Regions from separate parts of the Mus musculus genome. Here all the other regions are linked to region 1. The links are chromatin contacts, found by Hi-C or POLR2A ChIA-PET in ENCODE. All regions are on one chromosome and are shown on one strand. Each heading gives the region's core, a stretch centred on a gene start or an enhancer-like site at or near the end of the contact. The rest is flanking DNA. Distances are from core to core; before and after follow the strand shown.

What was found. Hi-C counts contacts between places; a loop is a spot of excess contacts on that map. ChIA-PET counts read pairs that join two places held with the same protein, here RNA polymerase II (POLR2A).
Region 2: POLR2A ChIA-PET joins it to region 1 with 17 read pairs in Patski. The contact joins the promoter of Psmc5 here to the promoter of Strada in region 1. A Hi-C loop is called at or near these places in 6 of 37 maps with a recorded cell type or tissue (adrenal gland, gastrocnemius and left cerebral cortex). POLR2A ChIA-PET finds 5 or more read pairs at or near these places in 3 of 5 experiments (Patski and embryonic stem cell).
Region 3: POLR2A ChIA-PET joins it to region 1 with 13 read pairs in embryonic stem cell. The contact joins the enhancer-like site here to the promoter of Strada in region 1. POLR2A ChIA-PET finds 5 or more read pairs at or near these places in 3 of 5 experiments (Patski and embryonic stem cell).
Region 4: a loop to region 1 is called in a map of left cerebral cortex, with 8 times the contacts of the local background. The contact joins the promoter of Limd2 here to the promoter of Strada in region 1. A Hi-C loop is called at or near these places in 10 of 37 maps with a recorded cell type or tissue (T-helper 17 cell, adrenal gland, gastrocnemius and 2 more). POLR2A ChIA-PET finds 5 or more read pairs at or near these places in 4 of 5 experiments (Patski and embryonic stem cell).

What each region holds. Positions count from the first base shown.
Region 1 is chr11:106,191,238-106,198,072 of GRCm38, reverse strand. Strada (STE20-related kinase adaptor alpha) reads left to right here and starts at 4,470. Exons shown (of 13, transcript NM_001252448.1): 1 at 4,470-4,607.
Region 2 is chr11:106,253,341-106,260,175 of GRCm38, reverse strand. It overlaps Psmc5 (protease (prosome, macropain) 26S subunit, ATPase 5), which reads right to left and starts at 3,991. Exons shown (of 11, transcript NM_008950.1): 1 at 3,962-3,991; 2 at 3,257-3,328. The coding sequence starts at 3,985. Ftsj3 (FtsJ RNA methyltransferase homolog 3 (E. coli)) reads left to right here and starts at 4,092. Exons shown (of 21, transcript NM_025310.3): 1 at 4,092-4,415; 2 at 4,499-4,591; 3 at 4,751-4,856; 4 at 5,344-5,390; 5 at 5,490-5,569; 6 at 6,315-6,414; 7 at 6,500-6,694; 8 at 6,772-6,835. The coding sequence starts at 4,525.
Region 3 is chr11:106,132,357-106,139,191 of GRCm38, reverse strand. The region is part of intron 6 of Map3k3 (mitogen-activated protein kinase kinase kinase 3); the gene reads right to left. Among named protein-coding and RNA genes, the nearest start is that of Gm10840, 24 kb to the left of the region's middle. Within about 2 kb of position 4,436, at least 3 of the 3 ENCODE cell types and tissues checked have a DNase peak (open chromatin) inside an H3K27ac peak, as active enhancers do.
Region 4 is chr11:106,157,343-106,164,177 of GRCm38, reverse strand. It overlaps Limd2 (LIM domain containing 2), which reads left to right and starts at 4,002. Exons shown (of 5, transcript NM_172397.4): 1 at 4,002-4,127; 2 at 4,736-4,830; 3 at 4,972-5,016; 4 at 5,104-5,243; 5 at 5,345-6,835. The coding sequence starts at 4,789. The coding sequence ends at 5,504. Gm10840 reads right to left here and starts at 4,790. Exons shown (of 2, transcript XM_030246469.1): 1 at 4,720-4,790; 2 at 3,019-4,418. The coding sequence starts at 4,790. The coding sequence ends at 3,617. Strada (STE20-related kinase adaptor alpha) reads left to right here. Exons shown (of 13, transcript NM_001252448.1): 13 at 1-1,204. The coding sequence ends at 139.

The sequences.
Region 1 (6,835 bases), core at 3,221-5,720:
CAACTCCTACACGTGGTTGTTTGACCACCACATGTGGGCCATGGTGTGTGCACACACATGTACACAGTAGGTGAATAAATAAATGTGTTGAAAAAAAATTGCTAAGCCTTTTCTTTTGGGTAAGTTACTGACCTCTGAGTCTGCTGTTTATTCCTTTATAATGTGGGGGTAAACATTTTTCCTGTGTACCTCACAGTTTAACTTTTTCTTTATGTGTATGTGTGTTTTGCCTGCATGTATGTCTATGTACCATGTGTGTACAGTGCCTAAGGAGGCCAGAAGAGTGTTAGAACTTCTGGGACTGGACTTACCTGTGGCTGTAAGCTGCCCTGAGGGTGCTGGGAACTGAACCCAGCACCTTTGCAAGAGTAGTCAGTGCTCTTAACTGCTGAGCCATCTCCAACTCATCTCACAGCTTAAAACCAAAAGATAATGTGTGCAAAGTTGTTTTATAATCTTACACTTTACAAAGGCAAGACTACTATCCAATGGTGCAGTTTTACTTTATTCTCTTGTTCTCGTCTGTCCAGTGGAATGAGGTGAGTGAATTCTTTTATCCTCTGACTTTATCTGTCAGAACTGACAAGGTGTTTGTTTTGTTTTTTTTGGAGCTGGAGGGTGCAATGAAAATAGAGGAATTATAATTGTGTTTCTTTAGTCCAAGGAAACCTCATGGTTAGGCATCAGATCTAGAGCTCCTCTATATGGGCCTCGGAGAAAGGGGAATACTTGGTGACACGTCAAGCCTCCGGTAGGAAGTAGAGAGTGTGAAGATTGTATCAGGTCTGCTGGATTTTGTGAAGAGTCAAATTCTGTACTTTTTCCACCCAGGTTCTCTTGTGCCTCATTTAACTCTAAAGGTAAAGGATGTAAGAGGGAAGAGTTAGACCCGTAGGTATGGCTTCTATTACAAACTGCTGAAACAAAGTAAAGAGAAGCCTGGCTGGGCGTGGGGCTGATGTCTTTTCAAGTGTTTGAAGATCGGCAAAAGATTTTATTACAAAAGGAAGATATCAGGGCTAGAGAAAGGCGAGGGGTTGAGAGCACTTACTACCCATGCAAAGGACCCACATTCAAATCTCAGCCCTAGGGGAATCTGTTGCCCTCATCTGGTCTCTGCAGGCACATACAGGCATCTAAACATATATTTTTAAAAAATCTTAAAGGAAAACAGTGTTAGGTTGTATAAGTTCACAGCTTTCTTATCCCTCTGAATTAAGAAGGAAGAAAAGAACGCTGTTATTTTTCCCAGTGGTGGATCCTACTGCTTGCTTTGAGGTGAGATCTCATCTGTAACCCAGACTGGCCTGTGTCCCAGTCTCCAGAGAGGGTGACAGGTAGATACCAACACATCTACTGTTTTCTTAGAGGACTAGCATCACATAGGCTAGTTTCCAGGGCATAGATAGGCTTGGCCTTTCAGGCAGCTGGAGTACACTCCCATGCTCACTCGCTGTCCTACCCACCTCTTGAGACAGAGTCTTGTGTATTCCAGGCTGGCCTCCAGCTTCTGGTCCTCACCCTGGCCTTAAAGTATTCCTTTTCCTTGGGAGTTACTGAAGAGCAAGGTGGTACTAAACTTTTCAAACTTTTTTTTTTTTTTGCATTATTCAAAAGTATTTCAGGCTGTAGAGATGGCTCAGTGGTTAAGAGCACTGACTGCTCTTCCAGAGATGCTGAGTTCAATTCTCAGCAACACAGGGTGGCTCACAACCATCTGTAATGGAATCCAATGCCCTCTTCTGGTGTGCTCATATGCATAAAATAAATATATCTTAAAGTATTCTAGGTAACATGCAGAATGGGCTTCACTACATGTTCATACCCGTAACATTGTATTTTACCCATGTTTGTTCCCAGAGTACTCTTCCCCCCCCTTCCATTCATATTTTAAATTTATATAGCTTTCTTCTGTACATTTTTCTGTAGCTTAGCTTATCACTTTGCATAGAACTGAAGCCTGTTTCCTGTGCCAAGGATGCTCTGGCATTGTGCATCATATATTTATAACCACACACACTTGACCCCAAGGCCTCCTCCGTGTTGGGTGAGCACTCTACTGATACACATCCAGCCCTCCTATTCCAGTGCGTTTATCAAGGCTCTTTTGTCTTCCTACTCCTTTCTAAAATGGCTATTTGAAAGCTCATATTAGGTAGTAGAATGTAAAGTGCTTAAGGACGTATGGTGGCAAATACCTAGCAGATTAAGTAATTCTAGTCGACTTGTTCTACACCACAAAAAAAAAAAAAAAAAAAAAAACAGCAGCCAGTAGAACAGCAGCCAGTTTTCCAAGTCAATTTCAGAAAGCACTGGGAATCTTTTAGCACCTAACACTAATACTTCAAAAAGCATCAGGAGCCTGTACTTCCCTGGACTCACACTCTAATCTCTGTTGACCTTTTAGTATACAGTTTACTATGACTCAGTAAGACTGCTGGATGAGAAGCTGTGCATTTGGCCACTCACACAGTCACAGTAGAGTCTGGGGTTCTCTGAGCAGTTACTGTGGGCAGCCATCCAGTTGGTAAAATCTTTTAGCCACACTCAATTTGTAACATCCTGTTAGAAAATGTGTTGGCTGGGTCACTAGGTATAGATGAAATACCCAGTGTTTACACATCCTATTGTAATGACTGTAAGAGGCTTTAGGGCTCAGGCATTTGTCCAGAATGCTGTGAAGCCCTAGGTTCAATGTCTAGTACAGTCCAAAGAAGGGGAAGGGAAAGAAAGGAGAAAGAAAAACTCAATTTGAGGTTGCCTTGGCAATTAGAGCCCGGCGCAGTGGTTCACACCTATAATCCCAGAAGAGACGGGGTTTACCAAATTTAAGGCCAGTCTGGTTAGCCTGGACTAGATGTGAGACCCTGTCTCAGAGTTTGGGGCTGGAGAGCTGGGTCAGCAGAAAGATGCATTTGCTGCTCTTGGAAAGGATCAAGCACCGGCAACTATCTGTCACCCCATCCAGTTCCTCCGCCTGCTTCTGCGCGCACATACACACACACACAAGTACATTCAAGTACAAGTACACACACAACATATGAAAAAATAAAAACCGAAGCTTGACACCTTTTCAGGTATTGCTTTCCCTAATATTCTGGATTCCAAAGACCATGTGAACTGGCAGAAACTGCATTTTCCTCCAGTCCCCTTGCTTTTTGTGAGTTCGTGATGTTTGTTTGATGATGAAATGTGGTGAGACTGAGAACAAATTTGGCATGTTAAACGCACTAGGCAAGGTTACAGCTGTGTGTAAAACATTGAGATCTTCAGGTGAGGGTAGTGTGCGTTTCCAAGTTCCTGTATGATGTGGCCAAACTTAAAATTCTTGGAAGTTAGTCGACTGGTATAAATCTGAGACAGGAAAAAAAACAAGTATTCATTACTTGACAGTATGTACACAGATGTATTGGGCCCTCACTCCACAGTAACTGAAGTGACTAAAAATCACTTCATGATAAAACGGAGTCCTCATTTTATTAGTCCTATATGGTTTGGCCCCTGCTGTCTTTTTTCATAAAGGCAAACTCATCACAGGTTTCTGCTAATAGAGGACATACCACCAAGTCTTTAATCCCATCCCAGCAGAGGCAGAGGGAAGCTGATCTGAAGGCCAGTCCAGACTACATGCGACACTATCTCAAAAATACCTCACTACCAAAAAATAGTTATGAAGCACTTAGGGACAAAAAAAAAAAAAAAAAAAACCCCAACAAAAAACAAACCATAGCTCTCGTTTAGTTGAGCTATTTTCTGTGCTTTAAGGAGAAGGAACTTTGGGCACAAAGGGTAAGTTTCCTCTTTGTTGTTCTATTGCCTGAGACTGACCCAAGAAAGACTTGTTTTTCAATTGGAGTCCTACCAGGTGAAATGGCACCTGGGATTTGGGAACCGCAGAGTGTGGGATGAGGGGTGGGAATACCCCTGGTAGCCAAGTCAATAGCTATAGTTAGCCCTTGCCCCTTTTCTTGCTGCTGGGTTAGGAGGGGTACAGAGACTCGAGGGAGACTCTAGGGTCCTTTGGAACTGCAACAATGACAAGGTCTTTCGCTTCCACATACGTGGGGAAACCTGCCTTCGTCCTAGATAAGGAACGACCTCAGCAAAGGGGAAAAAAGACTAGTTAATAACTCTCTCCCTGACGAAGCGACTGCGGGTCTAGCATGTCCGGTAACGGTAACGTGGGATGGAAGCAGAAGCTCTCTCTGGGGAAAAGCGGAGCTTCCTCCACTGGGATGGGTGGGGTGAAGCGAGGCGAGACGAAGCAGAGTCCTTAGTGGGCAGGGGGTAAGGCGGAGCATCTTCTGAGAACCGGGCAAGGCAGGACTTCCTCTGCTGGAGGCAAGAGGCGGAGCTCCCTTCTTGGGTGGGGCAAAGCAGGGCTTCTCCGTAGGGGAGGGGCGGGACTTCCTCCGTGGGGCGGGAGTAGGAGGGGCTTGTTCCGTGAAGGGGAGGGGCGAGGCTCGGCCAGTCTCCCTGGGTCCCTCCACTGCGCATGTCACGTTGCGTACCTCCCTCCCAGCAACCGGCCTGGCGGCAGCGCGGCTACAAAACTGAGGAGGCGGAGCCGAGACGGAGTCGGTACTGCGCTCTGACTCCTAGACCAGGTACCCGGTGGCGGAGCCGCCTGGTGCGCTCCCAGGGATAATCCCTCTTGCCAGACTCCGAGTCCGTGTCCTCGGGGGTGAGCCTCAAGTGGCCATCCCGGCTCACCCTCGCCCTCCTCTGGCCCTCATTTAACCTGGGTTCTGGGTTCCCGCATTGAGGTTACAGCCTGAGAGCAAAATTAGGCTTGGGCCTGGCTGGGGAGATGCTGAGCAGAGTTGCCGGACCGGAGAGGCTAGCTACCGCATGGCCTCCCCACCTTTTCCGGGGCTTCCAAATGGGGTTGAGTTCTCATACGGAAGCAAGATCAGAGCTATTCTCTGCTTTGGTCAAAACGAAGAGTTTCTAAATGTGTTGTCTTAAGTGTCCCAGCAGTTTTGGGGACCGAGTATGGTGGCGGAGAGTGAGCATGACAGAAGGGGAGTGGCTAAATAAAATTGTTCATAATTTTAGGAAATAGATAACTTCTCAACTCAGTCTTCTGCTAAGACCCTAAGGTACTTCAATTTGACCCCTTTCTCCCAGACGGTTGGACTCGGTCTTACTGAAATACCCGTTGAAGTAGAACTATGTTCCAGTGTTTGGATGGGTCTTCATGATAGTTGATAACCTTATCCGGAGGTACCCAACACCTGAGACTGACTCAGATCCTTGAGGGTTGATTAACCAAATTTGAGACTGTGGGCGTGGCTCAGCGCCTGAGTTCTTGATTAACATCAGTGCGGACTTGCTTTCCATTCTCCACACTACCAAAAAGAAAATTGCTAACTTGCTTCTGCCGTAGTGCAGGAACTTAATAGTTTAACCATTAGTTATAGTACGGAAACTGGTCAACTCTCTTCACCCTTTAATTAGGTTTCTTAGAAGATTTTTTGGCTGGGTTTATAGTTGTGACCTCCGACATAAAGTTTGGAGGACCAGCGGTAAAAATAGAAGAAAAAAAAGTCTGTCAGAACAAGTGAATTCTCCTATCGGTACCTGTTGTAGTGGGAGAGATAATGAGGCGATAGTATGGTTGGGTGGTTGGAGAGGTGTCTCTGTAGATAGGAAGATATGCTGCCGTCTCCAGAACTCATGTAGAGAGCCATGTGTGGCCATGAGCCTGTGACAAGAGAAACACCAGAGCTTGCTGGCTGTCAGCCTGTGTCCAGAGTGATAGAGTAGAATACACAATGTCCTTTAGCTTCACCAAGCATAGAAACAGGTACACACATAAATATATACATACATACACACACAAGCACATACATATATATACACATATATACATACATATACACACATTGGTAAGTGTAATAGTTAATGTGAGAGCCAGGCATGATGGTATATGCCTTTAATCCCAGCACTCGGGAGGCAGAGGCAGGCGGATCTCTGTGAGTTCGAGGCCAGCCTCATCTACAGAGTGAGTTCCTGGACAGCCAAGGCTACACAGAGAAACCTTGCCTTGAGGGGAAAAAGCTAAGGTGAGGAATGTAGGTGGTTAGTGGGAGCGCTGCTGTAATAGAGGGTACTGAGTGTCAACAATAGACTGGGGACAAAAAGGGAAGTGGAGTCTATAGACTACACTCTGTCTCTTCTTTTTTTCAAAAGAGACTGTAGCCAAGTGTGATGTTGAATTCCTGATCCTCCTGTCTCTGTCTACTGAGGGCTGAGAATCCACACATGAGCTATCATTCTCAGCTGTGGATTTCTGCCACTTTTACAGCCTTAGCTGGTGATCTTTAAATCCACCAAGCCATCTCTAACCTCCTTTTAAACATCAAGTACTACTTTTCTCACAAATTGCTATCCCTGCTTCTTGGAAGATAGAATCCTCAACATTAGTCAACCTTCATTAAACTTGAACTTGGCAGAGATCAACAGAGGAAGACATCTGATGTGCACCCCTCCTGCAAGCCTTCAGTATACACTTTTTTTGTTGTTGTTCCTTGACAGGGTTTCTCTGTATAGCCCTGGCTGTCCTGGAACTCACTTTGTAGACCAGGCTGGCCTCGAACTCAGAAATCCACCTGCCTCTGCCTCCGGAGTGCTGGGATGAAAGGCATGCACCACCACGCCCAGCCACTATACACTCTTATACATTAAATGAATAAATATTTTAATCTACCCCTCCACTAAAGCCACTTCTACCTCCAAACTTTTCCTTTTCTGGCATTGGCTCCGTGGCATATTAATCATTTTCCGAACACTCAAAAACACAAACACACATCAGCTGTAGAATGGGCTCTCA
Region 2 (6,835 bases), core at 2,742-5,241, 63 kb before region 1:
TTTTTCAAGACAGGGTTTCTCTGTGTAGCCCTGGATGTCCTGGAACTCACTTTGTAGACCAGGCTGGCCTTGAACTCAGAAATCCGCCTGCCTCTGCCTCCCAAGTGTTGGGATTAAAGGCGTGCGCCACCACCCCCGGCTGCTGAGACTCTTAAAGGCAGGTTTAAGTTGCTTCTTTAGCTTCTCCAGCAGTATCTGAAGACCCTGTCCTCTCTAAGATTTCTTAACAAGAGAGACTGGAGAGATGGCTCAGTGGTTAAGAGCACTGACTGCTCTTCCAGAGGTCCTGAGTTCAATTCCCAGCAACCACATGGTGGCTCACAACCATCTGTAATGGGATCTGATGCCCTCTTCTGGTGTGTCTGAAGACAACTACAGTGTACTCATATAAATAAAATAAATTAATTAAAACAAAAAAAGGATTTCCTAATGAGCCCTAGGCAAGTATCACAAAAGGCCCACCACTACTGGTCCAGGAAGAACAAAATCTAATGGAGAGAAACTATTTTGCTCATAGGAGTAGCCTCTGGAGAGGTAACATGGTATGGTGGGAAGGTCCTGGAGTGAGAAGCCTGAGTTCTGGCCCAATTGCTGTGAGTTAAAGGGAAGTCAGTTCCAAGCTGCAAATCTTCTGAAGTATGTATATAGCCTGGAGTGACTGCAGAAACCAGGGAAGTGACACACAAACCATGGTGGGTGTGTGTGTGTGTGTGTGTGTGTGTGTGTGTGGATGTGTAACAGACGGGTGTAAGTGATTTGTAGGGAAAGTGAGAACGGGGGGAACTTTAATTAGAGAGCAGGAAGAAGAGAAATACAGGAGGAAAGAGCAAGGTGAGATAGTAAGGACGTTTGAAAGTCATCAAGGCATTACTATCTACATAATATATAATGCATATAAGCTGTGGATATACTTGTAGTTAAATGCAATTTTCCCATCTGGATTGATAATGCTCCATTCAGGACTGGTTAATAAAAACCCACCACGTCTGAGAAGCCACCTAAAACACAGGCAATTTCTATTGCTCGTGGTGCCCCCTCCTCCCGAGGAGTGAAGCACGACTCCATTGCTGAAGGCACCGTTCAACTTCACACACAGGACCCAGAGCACTTGATTTGGCTGCCTTTTCCCTAAGGCGCCACACAAGCTTCTCGGGGGCAGGAGGGGGGGGGGGGCGAGCAACCAACAGTTCTCTTCAGCTACGATGCCTATGAACCGCGATTACTGTGGTGGCGCCCAACAGTTCTCAAATTGGACTTGCAGCCTGCTTAACAGGAGGAAAACCACACCTGGTATTAGAAACATAGCCAACTACCCTGGGCTAGTTAAGTTATGGATCTTGGAGAACCTACAATCACCACTTTACCTGCATCATTCCTAACTGCAGTGCATTTACTATAGACAAATGTAGTTCTAATCCCTTCTCAAGAAACTTCTCTTGGCAGCAAACGGAGACAATTACAGACAACCACAACTGATCAAAATGTAGAGACCGAGACTCAGCAGTGCCGGGTCCCAACTGACGCACGTACAACGCAACCCCTACACCTAAGGCTCGGAGCTCCAAGATTCCAGGAGCCAGAGAGACAAAAGTCTGCTGGGAGACTGTCTCTTAGAAATGTCAGAGGCCACACTCATGAAATCTCATCAATATGGCTGCTTAAATTAAGTCCTGAGCATTGATGACACCAACGGGCTTGCTTGCTAACCCGGAGGGGAGAGGTTCATTCATGGCGCCTCAACCCTAGACAAAGAATTAAGGGCTCCTGAGGAATGCTAAGAGGACAACAGACTTCTCCAAGGAGGAACCCCCATTTGGTTATCCAATACCAAGTGAGCATATACATACAGGTAACATTATATAGACTGAACAGGTTGTATTTAAGTATTTAGGGTGGTGGTGGTGATAAGGATTTCAAAATATAAAATTAGGAAAAAACAAAACAAAAAAAAAAAAACCCAAAAATTAGGAAAAACAGTTAGTCTAATAGGTAGGCATGATGACACAGGCTCGTAATTCCAACCCTAATGAGGCTGAGGCTGGGAGCTGGAGAGTGTCAGACCAGTCTGGGCTATACAATGAGATTCTATTTTAACAAATCCATTAAATAAACAAAAATAAGACAAAGGCAAGACAACAGAAGACAGACAACAGCATCCACTCTCCTGCTTCATTTCAGACCCAGGAGGGATGAAATCACATAGAGAAGCATTAAAAAGGGATAAAAACCATACTGGGTGTGGAGGCTCATGCTTTTATCCCAGCACCTGGGAGGCAGGCGAATTCTGAGACTGAGTCCAGCCTGGTCTACATGGGGAGTTGTGGGTCAGTTGCGGGTACATGGTGAGACATTTGTCTAAAGAAGAAAAAGTAAACTAAACGGAAGAACTGCAAATGTGCCTGAGGTTCAGGCATTCTCTCTGCGGCTTCCCTCCCAAACCCATTCTCGCTCCCACTCCCACCTTTGGCCAGTGGTTCCTCTGTAGGTGGTTTTGTTTTCCAGACAGGGCTGTACGTAATCCAGACTGGCTTCAAACTCAAAACACTGCTCCTGCCTCGGCTCTGGAGTGGCAACCTTACAGGTGTAATATTTGACTCTTGGGCCCGGAGAGGTGGATAAATGAGCCAGCCGCTCCTCTAGAGAACCTGGGTTCGATTCCCAGCACCCACATGGCCGCTCACAACTTTCTATAACTCCACTTCTAGGGCATCCTACACTGTCTTCTGGCCTTCACAGGCAAATGTAGGGCACAGACATTGGATGCAAGCAAAACACCCAAACACATAAAACGAAAAACCTGGAAAAGCAAGCAAGCAAGCACACAAACAAAAAATCCTAACTAAACACTATTCCCATCAAAGAGATTATCAATCTACCTTACACAGCTTGGTACCTCCTGACTACAAAGGAGCTGGAGAGATGGCTCAGCAGTCAAGAGGGTTTCTTACTGCTTTTGCAGAGGGCCTGGGTTTAGTTCTCAGCACCTGTAGTAGCTCATAACTATTTGTACGTAACTCAAGTTTCAGGGGATCCACTGCCCTCTTCTGACTTGCACAGACATCTGTATATATGTGATACACATAAGCTTACGCAGGCATATATACATATACACATAAGAAACAGACAAGCAAAGAGCTGCAAACGAACAACATTGGAAAAGAACTCTTTGCTGCACTCCCAGTGGAAAAAGGACACAGAGAAATCTGCACCTACCAGCTCCCGTCCTCCACTAGCTCCCTTTGCTGTCTGTACTCACCTGGAGTTCTTCAATCTTGGACAGATAATATTGACGGAGTCCACTGCCTGCCTTCCCCTCTTCCAGTTCCATCTGAAGACAAGTGTAAGTGTTAAAAAAAAAAAAGAAGAAAAGAAAAGAAAAGAAAAAGAAAAGGCATAAAGTACTAAAGGGTAAAGCCAAAGTATTTTCGAGGCACTCTACCATATAGCTTAAGAAACAAGGTCAGGAAAATACCATTCCCTTTTCCTCAGAAACTGGTATCTCGATGGGCGAGGTCTGTGTGTTTGAACTTCGGAGGCTTAGTTCTTGGTTCTAAGCCTTCATTTCTGAATCCACTACAAGGATGCAATTACCGCCTACCTTCGAGGACTTTTAGGAGTCTCAAGGGGCCATATACCCACCGAGCGCACTGCCCTGTGGCTAGAGCTACACATCCCCAGGGTTTAACTACTACAGACAAAGGCAGAACAGAGGGACCAAGTCCAGGTCGAAGCCCAGGCCATTCCGGCTTGCCAGCTTCATTCAGTTTCCACCCACCCCTGTCCTGCTTTCCTCAGGGCGGCGCTGACACAGCAGATCCAGTCCCAGGCAGAGTCCGGTCTGACGTGATCCACCCACCCCTGATCCACTGGACCCTCTCGCTCGTGGCCACCCCTCACTTCAGATTTTGTGCACTCCACACTCAGCTTGGATGCCGCCCAGCCGCCGCGGCAGAATCCTTACCTGCTCTGGCCCATCAAGCGCCATCTTCCCTCTCTCGGCAGGGATCGCCGGCATCCAAGTCACTCTATCGCGCAGGCGCGGAGGCGAAAGCATGCGCCCTGGGTCACCACCGAGAACAGTTCCGGGTCAATGGGCGGGGTGTGTGGCGATACAAACACAGTGGCTGTATTAGTAGAGGCTCTACTGGAGGTCACTAGTTTTGTGAAGAGATATAGAACTTCTGGTTGATGCTTCCTAGCGTTTAGGATACGAGTTATTGCACTCTACTTCCTAGCCTCTACTTTTAACTTGTAAGGCCTGCTGACAAAAAAATTTTGGCCACACTCAAAATGGCGGAAATCATGACGCCAGGAATGTAGGAAACGCGCGCAGAAGCGGAAGTACGATTACTGCCTACATGTGCTGCTTCCTAAGAGTTGAAAACCTGCGGAGTTAAGGGCTATCTAACGTCTGGGTAAGTGATTGCTCCACCGCCTGAGGAACCGAAGCGAGATCCAGTGCTCGGAAAGACGATCTCACCTTTTTCTTTCTCCCCAGAGTGAGTGATACTCCCCCATCCCGCCATGGGCAAGAAAGGCAAAGTAGGCAAGAGCCGGCGGGACAAGTTCTATCACTTGGCCAAGGAGACTGGTGAGTGGGTTCGCGCTGAGGAACAACATCCCCGTCTTTTCGCTTCTTCTAGTCCCGAGTTCCTTTTCCTTCGAGGGGGTTATGGGATTGTGAGGCTTTCCTCCTGGGAAAGGCCTCCGTAGACGGTATTGCCTTATACACCCACTCTCCACGATCCAGGTTATCGTTCGCGCTCTGCCTTCAAACTGATCCAGCTCAATCGCCGCTTTCAGTTCCTGCAGAAAGCCCGGGCCTTGTTGGACCTGTGTGCTGCGCCTGGCGGATGGTAACGTTTGGCAGGGGCTGCTATGATGACACGTTCCTGGCACTGGTTGGCTTTGAGTTGCTTTTCGGGGAGGATGGGAATCCGATTACACAATTCAGATTAAATATTCCATAGTATGTGTCTCTCTCAAATTTTGGAAGGGAGCGTCATTTTCCCCCTCTTGTGGTACTGAACCTAAGGACTTAACTCATGCTAAGGACTTAACTCATGCTAGGCAGCCCCTCCACCACCGAGTTATATCTCCAATTGCTTTATTTTGAGACAGGGACGCTGAAAAATTGCCAAGGATGGCCTTGAACTTTTGGTCTTAATCTCTTGCCCTCCTTAGTGGCTGGTAATGCAGCCCTGTGTTGCCATGCCCAGCAGGTTGCTTCTTGAATGTATGCATAGACATTTGGCCACTACACTTAACAGGTGCCTCTTAAGGGGATGAGAAGTCACCTTGCCAAGGGAGGATGAAAGGTATTTAAATCTGTCTCTTTCACAGGCTGCAGGTGGCTGCCAAGTTTATGCCTGTATCCAGTCTTATTGTAGGTGGGTGACTCTTGGGTATTTGAGGGGGAGGGGTGGGTTAGGTACTAATTTTGTCCTACATCTTCCTCCACCCTGTAATACTGAGTTAACATCTTTTAGGAGTGGACCTCGTTCCAATCAAGCCTCTCCCCAATGTGGTGACTCTCCAGGAGGATATCACAACAGAACGCTGTAGGCAGGTAATAAGACCTCTCCTTCTTTTCTTTCCTCTTTATGTGCTGGTGTCATTGCCTACTTATTTATTTATTTAGTGTGTGTGGTCTTTCGAGACAGGGTTTCTCTGTGTAGCCCTGGCTGTCCTGGAACTCACTCTGTAGACCAGGCTGGCCTTGAACTCAGAAATCTGCCTGCCTCTGCCTCCCAAGTGCTGGGATTAAAGGGGTGTGCCACTAGTGCCTGGCTGTCATTGCCTCTGAAGAGTGAATGAAACACTTCCCAATTTACCATGGTTTCAAGCACGTGGCCAAAAAGACTGACAATCCTTGTGTACATTTCCATCTTTATTTACAATCAAGTGTTTTTGTTTTTCCCTGAGATAGAGTCTTGCTGTGTACTTTAGGATAGCTTCTAACTGTGTAGCCCACACTGATGTGGAGCTGAGTACATAGCCTAGTTTGGCCTTGATCTTGCAGTCTCTCTCCCTCTGCCTCTGGGATTGCAGTCGAGTGCCACCGTGCCTGGCAGGGATAGTACTGTGAATTGGTGGAAGGATGAGAGATCTATCTTCAGAAAAATTCTTTCCAGGGAACTAATTCTAAGCTTGGGGAAGATGTATATTTTTTGTTGCTGTTGCATCCCTAGTACCTGGTGCAGGATGTTGGCACTGGTGGGCGCTCAGTGCATGACTAGACAGATGACTGAACCAGAGTTCTGTTCTTAGCAGTTACTGTGTTTCCATTGCTAGAACCCCTTTACTTTCATTAGGCCCTGAGGAAGGAGCTGAAGACCTGGAAAGTTGATGTTGTGCTCAATGATGGGGCTCCCAATGTGGGGGCTAGTTGGGTCCATGACGCTTACTCCCAAGGTACAGGGAATGTGGGCTTGGAGGTGAGGGTGGAGGTAGCACATCGAAAGGCTGCAGAGGTTCCCTGACTGTTTCCGTCCTACAGCTCACCTAACTCTGATGGCTCTGCGTTTGGCTTGTGATTTTTTGGCCCGTGGTGGTTGTTTCATCACAAAAGTCTTTCGTTCCCGAGACTATCAGCCCTTGCTGTGGATCTTCCAGCAGCTGTTCCACCGTGTCCAGGCCACGAAGCCCCAAGCCTCTCGCCATGAATCTGCAGAAATCTTTGTAGTCTGTCAAGGTGAGACGTTATTCCTTCCTCTTGACACAACCTAATTATGAAAGCAAACTTTTATTTAATCTATCTTCTCCTTTTAGGATTCCTGGCTCCGGACAAGGTTGATGCTAAATTCTTTGATCCCAAGTTTGCCTTTAAGGAGGT
Region 3 (6,835 bases), core at 3,187-5,686, 59 kb after region 1:
CTCAGTGGTTAAGAGCACTGACTGCTCTTCCAAAGGTCCTGAGTACAAATCCCAGCAACCACATGGTAGCTCACAACCATCTGTAATAAGATTTGATGCCCTCTTCTGGTGTGTCGGAAAACAGCTACAGTGTACTTACATATAATCAATCAATCAATCAATCTTAAAAAAAAAAAAAAAAGAAAATAGAGCCAGACCTTATGGCATGTGCCTATAATCCTTGTACCTAGGAAGTAGAGGCATTTCTGCTACATAATGTGTTAAAGGCCAGCCTGAGATATAAGACACCATGAATAAAACAAACATAAATTCTAAATAGTTCACTGGTAGTGACTGAAACTATGAGAAGAAGTATAAATAAAAGGTCCCGTACATTGGTTTATCAGCTGAGTTCTTTCTTTCTTTCTTTCTTTCTTTCTTTCTTTCTTTCTTTCTTTCTTTCTTTCTTTCTTTCTTTCTTCCTTCCTTCCTTCCTTCCTTCCTTCCTTCCTTCCTTCCTTCCTTCCTTTCTTTCTTTCCTTTCTTTCTTTCCTTCCTTCCTTCCTTCCTTCTTTCTTTCTTTCTCTTTTTTTTTTCTTTTTTTTTTTTGTTTTTTGTTTTTCGAGACAGGATGTGTAGCCCTGGCTGTCCTGGAATTCACTTGTAGACCAGGCTGGCCTCGAACTCAGAAATCCGCCTGCCTCTGCCTCCCGAGTGCTGGGATTAAGCACCGCCTGGCAGCTGAGTTCTTTTGAGCTTTGGCCTTAACATTTTGAGGCTGGGGTCCAGGAAAAATTACCTGGATATACCTGAGCATATGTCTTGGGGCTCAGCTCCTCCAAGTACCTTCTCTAACCGTTTTTTTTTTTTTTTTTTTTTTTTACCTGTATCAGATAAGACAACACTCTGAGCTAGGCTGGTTGCAGATGCCTAAAATCCCAGCACTCCAGAGGCTAAGGCAGAACCAGCCTCAGTGAGGGCATTCTGGGCAATGACAGAGGCTGCCTCTCCTTACCATTTACTACCACACTTCCTGACTACTGCGAGTCACCTTATGCTATCCTTATTTACAAATTTCCTTTTTGTTGGACATTCATAGTAATTACTTCATTTGATTTTCAACAATTTGCAAAAGACCTTTGGCAAACACTCTCTGCTTAACTGCTAAATGGCAGGCATCCTACAAGGTAATTTTGTTACTCGAGAACAAAACAATCTTTAGACAGTTCAAGAAAAATACTAACAAGGCCAATGAGATGGCTCAACCGGCAAAGGTACAAGGAGCTTGCACCAAGCCTCACAACAATGAGTTCAATCATCAGAGCCTACAGGGTCTAAAGAGAGAACTGAGGCTACCAGGTTGTCTTCTGGCCTTCGACGTTGCTCCCCTAGATTCCTGTTTGGGGGAACATATTTATTCCACCATGAAGAAAGCCAGAAACCTAAGAATCCTTTTCTCTTTTATACCCTCTATCTCTCTCCTACAACCCAGAAATCCCCAGACACCAGAAATGGCAAGGTGTCATCCCTTAACAAATTATTTCACGGCTATTAAATTGAGTTTTCTGGGGTAGAACTCTGCGGGCAAGATGTTCTGTGGAAACATCTTGAGAACAAAACAATCTTTAGACAGTTCAAGAAAAATACTAACAAGGTCAATGAGATGGCTCAACAGGCAAAGGTGCTGGGAAAACGATGGGTTTTTTGCTGTTGTTCTGTTTTGAGACAGGGTTTCACGATATAATTCTAAGAGAACAAGTTTAGTAGCTAGAGGTGTGGGGAAGAACTTGACTCATTCTACTCTGGAAGGTGTGCCTAGCCATCCCAACTTCACTCTTTTCTAACAGAAACCAGTTTCAGAAGGAAAATTTAGGATACGTACTGTTTTAATTTTGTACATAGCTCACTCAGCCTGCACTCCAGGCAGGACAGATAGACGGCAGGACAGATAGACGGCAGGTCCATCTATACTGTAAGGACTGCTGAAGAGTCTGGCTGAGATGCTTTTAAAACCCAGAGAAAATATATTGAGCATAAACAAATGGACCTCAACAAAACTTTCTGAGTCAGGGAGGCTAAGGAGGAGCAACAGAAGGAAGAAAAATACTGGGAAAAAAGTGCAATAGGCAACTGCTGGGAAAACGATGGGTTTTTGCTGTTGTTCTGTTTTGAGACAGGGTTTCACTATATAATTCTGGCTGGCCTGAAAGACCAGGGTGGCCTTGAACTCAGAGATAAACCTGCTCCTGTCTCTTGAGCCCTAGGATTAAAGGCATCCTACCACCATGCCTAGGGAAAAACAGCTTTTGTTTTTCGTTTGCTTTTGATAGGGCCATATACTGTAGGCCAGAATTGAACACGTCCTCTTGCTTCCATCTCCTGAGTGCTGGGATGACAGGAGTCTCACATTCAGTGATTAAAGGACAGCTTCTAAAGAGATTAAATGATTCTCAGGTTCAAGAGACTGCGTTCTTCCTTCTTCCACACGAAGTCAGTTGCTCCACAACATGGCTCTTTTGGTTTTACTGAAGATATTTGATGAATTACCACCGAGAACACTTCCATTGATTCTTGGAGGCATCTGTTGGGGCTCAGGAGTCACCCCACAAACCACACAAAGACCAATCTCAGTCAGACAGGAATAGATTATTAAACATACACACCAAGAAATTCTACAACCATGAGCTTCACTTAGGGCCCGTCATAAAGTTCATATGAACGGTTTTGTCTAAAATAGCTTGAGTCCGGGCTGACCAGCAGGGAGCACTTCCTGCACCCGTGTATGAGCTCACTGTGGATTTTGCAGTGTTAGCCTTTATAAGCTGGCCCTAAGAAATGTTAGAGGTAGTAGCTTTCAGCTTCTGAGGTCTAAGCTATATCCCCTAGAGTGTATATTCAATAAACTATCCTTGCAACTCCAGAAGCCCAATAGCATCAACCCAAGGACATAGAGGGCTGACATAAAGCTATAATATTGTATTGAAAATAGGCAAAGAATTTTGTGTACTTCCTGTCTCAACCACTCCATCACAGAGTGAAAGCTACCAGTTCTGAAGTAAGTCAGTACCTGAGCCATGGTATTGAAATGATCTCAGCAGCCTGCAGGAGACAATTTATCTAGGTATTTTAAAGCTCTATAGAAACTAAAGCTGCTCTGAGTATAAATTTAGGGATATTCTGCCGTGAACTCAACTCACAGAGCAATAAAATCAGCTAAGATGCCAGGCAGTGATGGCGCACACCTTTAATCCCTGCACTCAGGAGGCAGAGGCAGGTGGATCTCTGTCAGTTCAAGGTCAGCCTGGTCTACAGAGTGAGTTCCAGGACAGGCAAGACTAAAGAAATGCTAAGATGACTCCTGCCTCCTGTGTGTCTGCTTCTTTCACTTTCACTAGTTCCATAATCCAGAATTCTATATTAAATCTCTTCTTTCTGAAAGAAATTACAATGGTTCTTTTCTAGCATTTGAACCCAAGATGCTCTAGAATAAGAAGAGACTATAATTTTACCTAGAACAAAACTTAAAAGTCTCTTATAAGTGATTAATTAGAAAAACAAAAAACCCTCTTTCTTGTTGGTGATATTTGATATTGATATTAGTAGTAGTAGGGGATTGATTCCCCCTGGCTTTGGCAGTTGGGATCAATCTAGTATACAAGGCCACTGCCGCAGACCCTGGAGGGCCTGGGGTGGGGGTGGGGTAAGAGCAAAGGTTTTCTGAGCTTTTATTTCCAGCCAGAGACTTTCACTTTTTCCAATCCACACTGTGGCCTACAAAAAACCAGCCTTGCTATCTGATGGGCGACATGCCAGGGGCTATTGTGCACAGGCCCACTGCCTGGAGCAGGAAAGGGAAGTCTCCCCAGACCAGTGACTATCAGAGGAAGCAAATGGAAACAGCAGGAGGCAGCATGACTGCTCCAGGGTATTTTCAGTTTTGTTTTTATCTTCATTTCAAAAACTGAGTCAATGAGAGGCACATCAACCGTTGAGAACAAGTGAGAGACGGACAGGCCATGATGCTGCTGAGCATATTTACTAGCAATGCCCAGGAGAGCTCCAGAAGGTGCAGAGCTCTACTATCAAAGCACAACTGACTCCACAGTCTTTGAGGGCACGCTGGTGGGAGGGATGGCAAGGGATGGGAGGGGGACTCCCAGGGGACAGCCTTTACTGATACTCCAGGCTGGCTGTGCTGCTCTAGCCACATCAAGAGGCCCAGGCAGCATCGCCGAAGCCTATCTGAAGAGCTTCCTCTGAAGGCATTCTAAATGGAAAGAGAAGTCCAGGGTTTAAGCATGAGCTGTTACAATTCGTCCCAGATTATGTCACTCTGCTAGTTTCTTTAACCCAGAGAAGCCGAGCAGAAACTGTTTGTATTCTGACTGAGGCTGAAATGCAGCCTCTCACTCTCCTCAGAGAACCCTCATCAGGAAGCTGATGCAATCAGGAAGCTGCCTCCACAGGGAGTTCTAGGGCTTTGGGTCAGTGTTAATGTGCAGGTCACTGCAAGTACAAAGAGATATTCTAAATCCTTTTCTCTTTTAGGGGACAGATGAGATAGGACAGTAATCTAATCTTTTTTCTTCTTCTTCAATAGAAAACTGGAAGCAACATTTCTTGAACTGCTAACATGGGGGATAAGGCTGTACAAAAATACTTCTCAACCTTTCTATCCCACAGACACTAGCAGCAACCTATGTTTCAGTTTTTAAGCAGGTATTATCATCATACACTTTATAATCTTACGTAGTATCACAGAATTTACTGTGAGGAGAAAAGAACCTCTGGAGTGAAGGAAGGAGACCATTTTATTTTCTCAATGTGTAATAGCAGAAACCACCTCAACCATCATGGTTTCTTGTCCCGGGACTGGAAGTTTATACTATGCAGTGTTTTGACTTTCTGCTACCAGCTATTGCTATAATAAGATTCCAGCTTTTCCCTTTTTCCCTTCATCTGAACTCACCCTCTACTTGGAGGTAGATATTTTTCTCCTTTTCACGGCATTACTGTCCTAGATTCCACAAAGCACCTCCTGCTGAAGTTCACATATCTGTGGTCTATTTGTCTTCCCTCTCTTTAGAAGCTTATTCCTCTCATTTGCTGAGATCTCTAAAATATTCTGATCATATATATGGTATACTGTATATGTGTATGATGATAGAGGCTGTGTGTGTGTGTGTGTGTATATATATATATATATATATATATGTATGTATAATACCACCCCACCCCACCCCTTAAGCCACTAGCTTTCACCAAACACCTTCAAAAGATCAATTGCCTCCACTGATCTTCAGGGTTGCAGTCTGGCCTGCTGACCATGGGATTAAAGTGGAAAAGCAAGAAAGGTATAGCTCAGGTAGAGCGCTGATAAGTATGGCTAGAGTCTTGAGTTCAACCCCCTGTACTGGGGGTGGGAGGGAAGACGGTGTAACAGAGGCAAAGGCTCTTAAGATACACTAGGACAAAGGGATTAGAATGTACCTTCTATAAATACATTAGTTGTGATTTGACTATGTAGTTTCAGGGCACCACCCAGCAAATTATGGAGGAACAGTGCTTGAATTTCCATAGGCAAAGATATAAAGGATAGACTCATATAGGGAAATTCCATCTGTCTCTCTAATGATCTCTTCACAAGGCTATTCATTCTTTGAGGTAAATTCATGATCACGGATTTTTGTTGGTTTTGAGACAGTATCCTCGCACTGTAGCTTTTGACTAGAACTAATTACAATACTACGTTAATGTCCTGAATGCTGGGAATATATAGGCATGATTCACTGTACCTGCCTGGGTTTTTATTGCTGTTGTTGTTGTTGTTATTGTTTTTAGCACAAACTAATTTAACAGATTATCTGGCTTGAAAATGATGGAATTCAATGTGTATTTGTTATGATAGAAAAAAAGGTTAACAGTAGCAATTTCAAATATTTCAAGAGCTGTCATATAAAATACTTAATCTCTGTTATCTGAGTTGCTTAAGGCAACCTTATAAGGATAAATTGGTAAACTGAGAAAAGGCAGACTTTCAACCCAGTATGAGGAAATTTCTCAGTAAAGATTTCTATAACTGCACTGGGGTCCTTTGTACTCCTCCAGCTGTACACATGCTGCAATGAGAGCTGAGTCTCCCTCAGGTTGTAGTTTTCAACTACTCACAGGTGTGACTAAGAAGAACCAGGCAGGAGGCTGAATTGCTAAAACTTACTAACTTTGACTTCTCCACTGACTCCATTTCTTCCACTAGTGTTTTTCTTAGTCCTTCAGCTTTTGACTCTTGGTCTCTTCCCATGTCCCTTTACCTCTAGAAAGCTTTACACTGGACCAGCTTATAGTAAGCACCTAGACACTTGTGGATAAAAGTGTCAATTGTAACCCTTTATCCTCAACACTCCCCCACTCTTTATACTACTTCTAGCTTTGTCTTTCTTCTCTCTGAGCTGCAGTCCTGTAATATCTGCTGTGCTACAAGTCAAGTTTCAGGTTTATGAGGCATGCACTTACCAACTGAGCTACATCGCCAGCCTCAAGACCCACGCGTCCGACTGTCTCAAAGGCATTTAAAATTCAACATGACAGCGGCTAGAGAAATGCTCCACAGTTAAGAGCACTGGCTGCTCTTCTAGAGGATCTGGGTTCAATTCTCAGCACCCATATGGCTGCTCACAACTGTCTGTAGCACCAATTCAAACAGACATACACAGAGCAAAACACTGAATAAACTAAATAAATCTTTAAAAAAAAATGGGGGGTGGGGTGGCTGGAGAGATGGCTTAGTAGTTAAGAGCACTGACTCTTCCAGAGGTCCTGAGTTCAATTCCTAGCAACCACATGGTGGCTCACAAGC
Region 4 (6,835 bases), core at 2,753-5,252, 33 kb after region 1:
TTCCGAGGCTTTGCCTGAGTTGCTCCGCCCAGTCACTCCCATCACCAACTTCGAGGGCAGCCAGTCTCAGGATCACAGTGGAATCTTCGGCCTGGTGACAAACCTAGAAGACCTGGAGGTGGATGACTGGGAGTTCTGAGTCTCTGCAGCCTGTCCTCCAGCTGGCTGGCGTGGGGTATGAGCCTGGGGCCTTCTTGAGGACCAGCATCTGCCTCTGGCCACAGACTGGGTTCAAAGGATATTCTGCCTGCCAAGCTGGCTGTTGGCTACTTGAAAGGACATTCTAGAAGGGACTTCACTGTTTTTGTGGCTTTTGAGACCCAGGGAATCCCAATCACCAGGGACTTGGAGAGGCCGGAAAGCTGACATCCTGTTGTGTGAGCTCAGGGGACCTCCTTAGAAGGAAGAAGTGCTGCATGGGCCCCGAGGCTCACGGCCAGGCCCAGAGTAACTCTTGACCCAGGGACCTTCACATCCTCTTCCCAACACTTGCTCTCAGTAGCCTAGTCCCTCTTCCCTCTGTTCCCATGTCCTGAAGGGCTGAAAGGGGACAAGTCCTAAGCTGTCTGGCCCTGCCCAGCCGCAGGCATTGCCCCAGCTACTGAGCACCAGGTCAGTTAAGGCTGGGACTGGCCATCCTCATCTCCACCTCTCGTGGGCCCTGACACCTGAAACCATCTTAGCTCATTTATTACACTCCTTTCCCAAGAATCCATCTTACTGCCTCCTGCCAGCTGCTGCCTTGGTGCCTCCTCCAAGGGCCATACATGTCTTGCCTCATCTGAGGGCTTAAGAGTCCTTAAGTTGTATTAGTTTCATTGTCAGAACAAATTAAAATTTTCAGAGAATGTTGGGAATGGCACCAGTGTTTCCTTGTGTTCAGAGCCTGTATGCTGGCTTCTGGGATTGCCAGGCTGGATTGGCTGCAGGTCACTGGTTCTTCCAGAGTGGGCTATGTGGACTTGTGCCGCTGGCCTGGCAGTGATTTCTTTCATAAGCATACATACCAGTTTCTTAGAAAACTGGTCTTAGAAGAAACATCCGTGGTCACCTTTTTCTTTTCTTTTCTTTTCTTTTCTTTTCCGAGACAGGGTTTCTCTGTGTAGTCCTGGTTATCCTGGAACTCTGTAGACCAGGCTGGCTTCGAACTCAGAAATCCGCCTGCCTCTGCCTCCCTAGTGCTGGGATTAAAGGCATGCGCCACCACGCCCGGCTCCGTGGTCTCTTAATTCCCTAGAGTTTGAGTATAAAATTTTTTTAAAAGATTTATTTTATGTTTGTGAGTACATTGTAGCTGTACAGATGGTTGTGAGCCTTCATGTGGTGTAGGACCTCTGCTCGCTCTGGTCAGCCCCACTCGCTCCGGTCAGCTCCTCTCACTTTGGTAAACTCCCCTCGCTCAGTCCCTGCTTGCTCTGACCCAAAGATTTATTTATTATTATACATAAGTGCACGGTAGCTGACTTCAGACGCACCAGAACAGGGCGTTAGATCTCATTACGGGTGTGGTTGCTGGGGTTTGAACTCAGAACCTTCGGAAGAGCAGTCAGTGCTCTTAACCACTGAGCCATCTTGCCAGCCCTAGTATTAGATTTTGCCTTGGCAAAATTATCAGAAAGGGTACCAGTGCTGGCAACTAGCCAAGCCCACCTCTGGGCAGCAAGGGGTGGAAGATTTTGTCTTGTAACCTGATGTTTGTCTCCTTATGGTTGGTACTAATACCCAGCAAGTGTAACCCAAGAACCTGTCGTCCTGGCTGGCAGCCAGGGATGAGGAGCAAGGGGACCTGTTCTGACCTTGTTCCTGTGCATGCCCACGTGTACAACCCCAGCTCAGCATTTTCCACCTTGCCAGTCCCCTGGGTGAGGCCCTCACCTCTGGCTGAGGTCTTATGCCCCTTTTTTCTGAGAATTCTCAGACCATCAAATGCTCCCCAAGGAAACTTTATGTTTTCTTAGGAAGTTTTACAGTTGAGGCTGGGAGTCCAGCTTGGTTGGCAGAGTACTCACACAGCAGACGTGAAGTGCCATGTCGTGTGTCCCCCCCACCCCCCAGACAGGGTTTCTCTGTGTAGCCCTGGCTGTCCTGGAACTCACTCTGTAGACTAGGCTGGCTTCGAACTCAGAAATCCGCCTGCCTCTGCCTCCCCAGTGTTGGGATTAAAGGCGTGTGCCACCACCGCCTGGCAAGCGCCATGTTTTGCTCCCCAGCTCCTCAGGACTCTCTCTACTGGGCATGGCTCAGAGTACTTTATAAACCTAGCACTTGGGGGTAGAGGCGAGAGGATGGGATTGAACATCACCCTTTGCTACATAGCTGGTTTGAGTCCCGCCTGGGCTAGAGATCTTGTCTAACAACTACAGAACATTTAAAGAAACTTTAAAAAAATTTTCCTACTGGAGGTAGGCTAGGGGACCTGAAATGGCATGTGACAGAAGCTCATGTGACACTCCAGCGCTTCTAGCCCCTGCCCAACTTTTTCTCAGATACTTAAAAAAATTTTTTGTGTGTGTGTCCGTGTGTACCAGGATATGACTTGTAGCCCTGGGTGGCTTCGAACTCAGAACGCTGGCGTGGGCCCACAGTTAGCTGCTTTCGATCCTTCCTCCTCCTAGCTAACTGCTGACTGTGGTAGCTTTCTCCAGCTCTGCCCACAGATGGTCCCAGCAGGGCGGGCTGCCAATCAGTGCCCCGGAGCAGCTGCCTGGTGTCCCTAAGGGCTTCACCCTTCTTGTACAAAACAGCTCCCTTGGAGAATCTGATGATAGGTGTGGATAATTTTTCCTAGGAAGAGTCACCCCTAGTTGTGGAGGAACACCCATTACGAAGTCCAGGCTGAGCCTCAGTGCAGGCAAACATCGACCTGAGGCTGAGGGAGAAAAGCGAAGCTCAGCGTGGGTGCATTAGCACCACAGTGGGGCGCGGGTGGGGATGGGTGATGCTGCCTGCTGCCTCCCTGTTCCCCTGCCAGGCAGGAGGCGGTAAGTTGTTCTGTTCCCTGACACGCGTGGGCCTGCGCTAGAGCCACCAGTTTTATTCCTGTTACAGGGGTGTGGAAATATGTCGCCGAGGGCTGTGTGAAGACAGTCTCCAGCTGGGCTTCAGGCAAAGCCCTCAGCAGAAGTCTGTGCCCTAGATGCTGCTGCCTAGAGTCCTTCCCCTCAACCTGCTGTGCAGTGGGCTGGGGCGGAGCGGCAAAAGCAGCTCTTGTTGCACTTTGTTCTCTAAACAACTCCAGCCTAAATGGCTCTCTGCTCCCTTCGGTGGAACAAGGTGTGCTTGATGCAAGGAAGTGGGTCCTTTCAGATAGGGGCTTGACCTGGGCCATGGCAAGGCCCGAGGTTACTAATCCCACAAAATCTGGTCACAGAAACCATTTAGGATGTCGAGCTTAAGGGGGCTGGTGATTTCGGAAACCACAAGGCTGCAGTTCTCGGATAGCGGATCTGTCACACCCCTTCAGTAGTGACATGGGCCCACCGCCGGCTCCCTTGGCCTAACATCGGGGTATACGGAGGGACTACGAGCCGCCTCCATCTTCCTCTGTAGGACTCCGTGGCTGCCAGTGGACCTGCCTCCCGAGTCCCCACAGTGGGGTGCCTCAAACTACTGGGTCTTAAGAGCGCAAGAAGGGGGCGGAGCTAATGGGACTGCGTTCACAACGGCTAACGGGTAAACCGAGGCAGTAAAGGCCCAGGCCATTTCTGAAGGTCCGCGCCGGAAGAGCCTTGCGTGTCGATCGCAGGCTGAACTCGTCTCCTCCCGAGATCTGCGATTCGGTCCCCGCCGTCGTCCCTTCTCCACGAGCGGCAGAGGAGGTTGGCTCCGGGAGGCGGGAGAGCGCGGGCTGTGAAAGCGATGTGGGGGCAGACAAAGGCGGGGGGACGGCGAGCAAGGGAAAGACAAAGCACAGAGGGGGGTCGGCGGCGGCTTCTCCCGGAGGCGGCCCCGGGCGCGCGGAGCCAATGGGCGGGCGCGGGGCGGGGGCCGGCGGGGGCGGCGCCGCGGTGAGGCGGCGGCTGCCGCTCGGGGACCACTGGCAGCGGCGGCAGCTCGCGCCCGCGCCACTTGCACCCGAGGCGGTCCCGCAGCGACCGACCCCCGCCCCGCGGCGCAGGCCGGGCCCGGTGAGACCCACGGCGGCCGGGGGGAGGGGCGCGGAGCGTTGCGGGGCCGACGCCGCCTGGCGGTTCGCGCGTTGCGCTCGCGGGGATCCCGAGGCTCGCGTCGGTCCCGTAGGGCCGGCTCGTGGTGGGGTGGGGTTTCGGGGTCTGGGGTCCCGAAGAGCGGGCGCGGGAGGCAGCGCAGCCTGGCCAGGCAGGAGGTCGGGCCCAGCACTGTCTAGGGGCTGGACGTCTAAGCCCGGTGAGGGGGCGCGCGGGTCTGGCGGTACCCTGCCCAGACCTCTGCTGACCTCCCTTCATCCCAGGCGGGGTCTCTGCCTGTGCTTCCCACAGGCAAAGACCGTGGAGCCCCTGTCCCCGGCCACTCTCGCTAACTTTGTTCTGTCTCCACATATGTTTCCACTCAGGGACCCCCTAACCCTTGGGGGCTGTATGAGGGGCGGGTAGGCTGTTGGGGGTGGGTGAGGGGCGGAAGTGGCAAGACCCAGAGCAACAGGAAATGACTTAGGGAAAGTCCCAACCGCAGCCCCCCAACCCCCTGCCTAAAAACACCCCAGCCTGCAGAGTGGGGGAGGGCTCATGGGGCCCCACTGACTGACTTCCCCTTGCAGAACCCTCTTGGCTCGGCATCTCCTCCAGGGCCACCAAGCACCTCTGAAGAGCCATGTTCCAAGCTGCCGGAGCCGCCCAGGCCACCCCCTCTCATGTAGGTGTCCAGCCAGGTGGGGAGGAGTCAAGGGGACAAGAGCAGCTTGTTTGCTTGGCACCTTGTGCCACCTCGAGTGCCCCTGGGATGTGGGCTGGGCCACCGGAGAGCTGACCCCTCTGACTCTTCCTCTTCCCCCAGGAAGCCAAAGGCAGCAGTGGCAGCAGCACGGTACAGCGGTCTAAGGTAGGGTCCTAAGGGTGGGTGTGGGCAGAGGAAAGGGTCGGCGCTAACCCGGCTTCTTGCTAAGTGTACTCTGCTCCTACTCCACAGTCCTTTAGCTTGCGGGCTCAGGTGAAGGAGACCTGTGCAGCCTGCCAGAAGACTGTGTACCCGATGGAGCGGCTGGTGGCAGACAAGCTCATTTTCCACAACTCTTGTTTCTGTTGCAAACACTGCCACACCAAACTCAGGTGCGCTCCTGCCCTGTCCCGGCCTGCCCACCTACTTGCCCACCCTTACCCTACCTTCCCGCCCTGCCCCAGACTGACCCAGATGTTCTCTGCTTCCACAGCCTGGGCAGTTATGCTGCAATGCACGGTGAATTTTACTGCAGACCTCACTTTCAGCAGCTGTTTAAGAGTAAAGGCAACTACGATGAAGGGTTTGGTCGTAAACAGCACAAGGAGCTCTGGGCCCACAAGGAGGTGGACTCAGGCACCAAGACGGCCTGAGACCCCTTTAACACCCATTCCCTCCCAGCACATGGCCTCCCGCTGGGCAGTGGAAAGGAGATTAACCCGGGGGCGCGGGGTGGGAGAGGATGAGGCTCCCTCACACAGGTTTCAGGCATAAGGCTCTGCTCCAGGATTCCTTACTTTTCCCATGGGAGGTTGGCGTTGGGAACCAGAATTGGAATTTTCACCATACTGTGTCCTTTAGTCCACCTCATCTCACCCCACGGCTCCCTGGGAGGCCCACAAGCCCAGCTTCCCTACTTAGGTGCCTTTTCTCCAGCAAGGAGTCAGCATGCCCTCCTCAGGGTCCCAAGCTCCCTCACTGCCACCTGGGCCTTGTGTACCCCCTTGTCTCCCCATCTACCTCTGCCCCTTAGCCTGGTAATGAGCCACAGAGACTGGAAGAGGGAGAGTGCCATCTACTGGGCCTCATAGATGCCACCTCGCTGAGGGGGGAGGGCTGGGGAAGAGGCAAGACAGCCTGCAGCCTTCAGGGTCTGGGGGTCCCTTGCACCACAAAGCTAAAGCTCTTGCTAGAGCCTCAGCTGACAGGGTCGGCAGTAGCTATGCTCCTCCATCTGTTGTGCTGTTCTGTTGTGATCAACCCTCTTTTAAAAACATTTAAACAGCTCTTGACTCTCTTGTGTGGCCTGATGGGGATGCTTTGTGGCAGGCATGCAGCAGACTCCTCATAGCGAGGGGAATGGAGGACAGCCCACAATACTCCTGGCCTTAAAGGGGCTGGTGGTCTGTGCCACCTTGGGGTGTTAAGCTGTCAAACCTGAAATCCCACTGTGTATCCTCGTCCCAGAGTAGCCAGGCACACTGGCTTGCAACCACACAAATGTTTTGGGTTTTTGAGACAGGGTCTCACTGTAGCTCTGATTGGCCTAGAACACAGAGATCTGCCTGCCTCTGCTTCCAAAGTGCTGGGATTAAAAAGGCCTGTGTCATCCATGCCTGGCTTCGGTTCTTCAGAGGTTAATTCACTACACTTGAGTACAGAAGAGAACCTTTCTGACTTGGCCAAGACCTTAGTGTCTGCCTTTCTGCTAGCTGATTCCAGCTGTCCAATTTCCTCCTAGTCCTTTACCCTAGAAATCTGCAAAGAATGGTAGGAATCCATAGCCTATCAAGTGCTGCCAGTACAACGTCTTCCACCTTCTCTCCTCATGACTGTCATCTTCCTGGAGCCTCTTGTATGAAGTGGGATGTCACAGCTACTGTGCCAGGACCTCCAGGGGCAAACTTTGCGCTCCTCAGAGTTCATGCACACTGAGGGACGACATCACACAGCAGAAGCACAAGGCAAGTGTGAAGATGCTCCC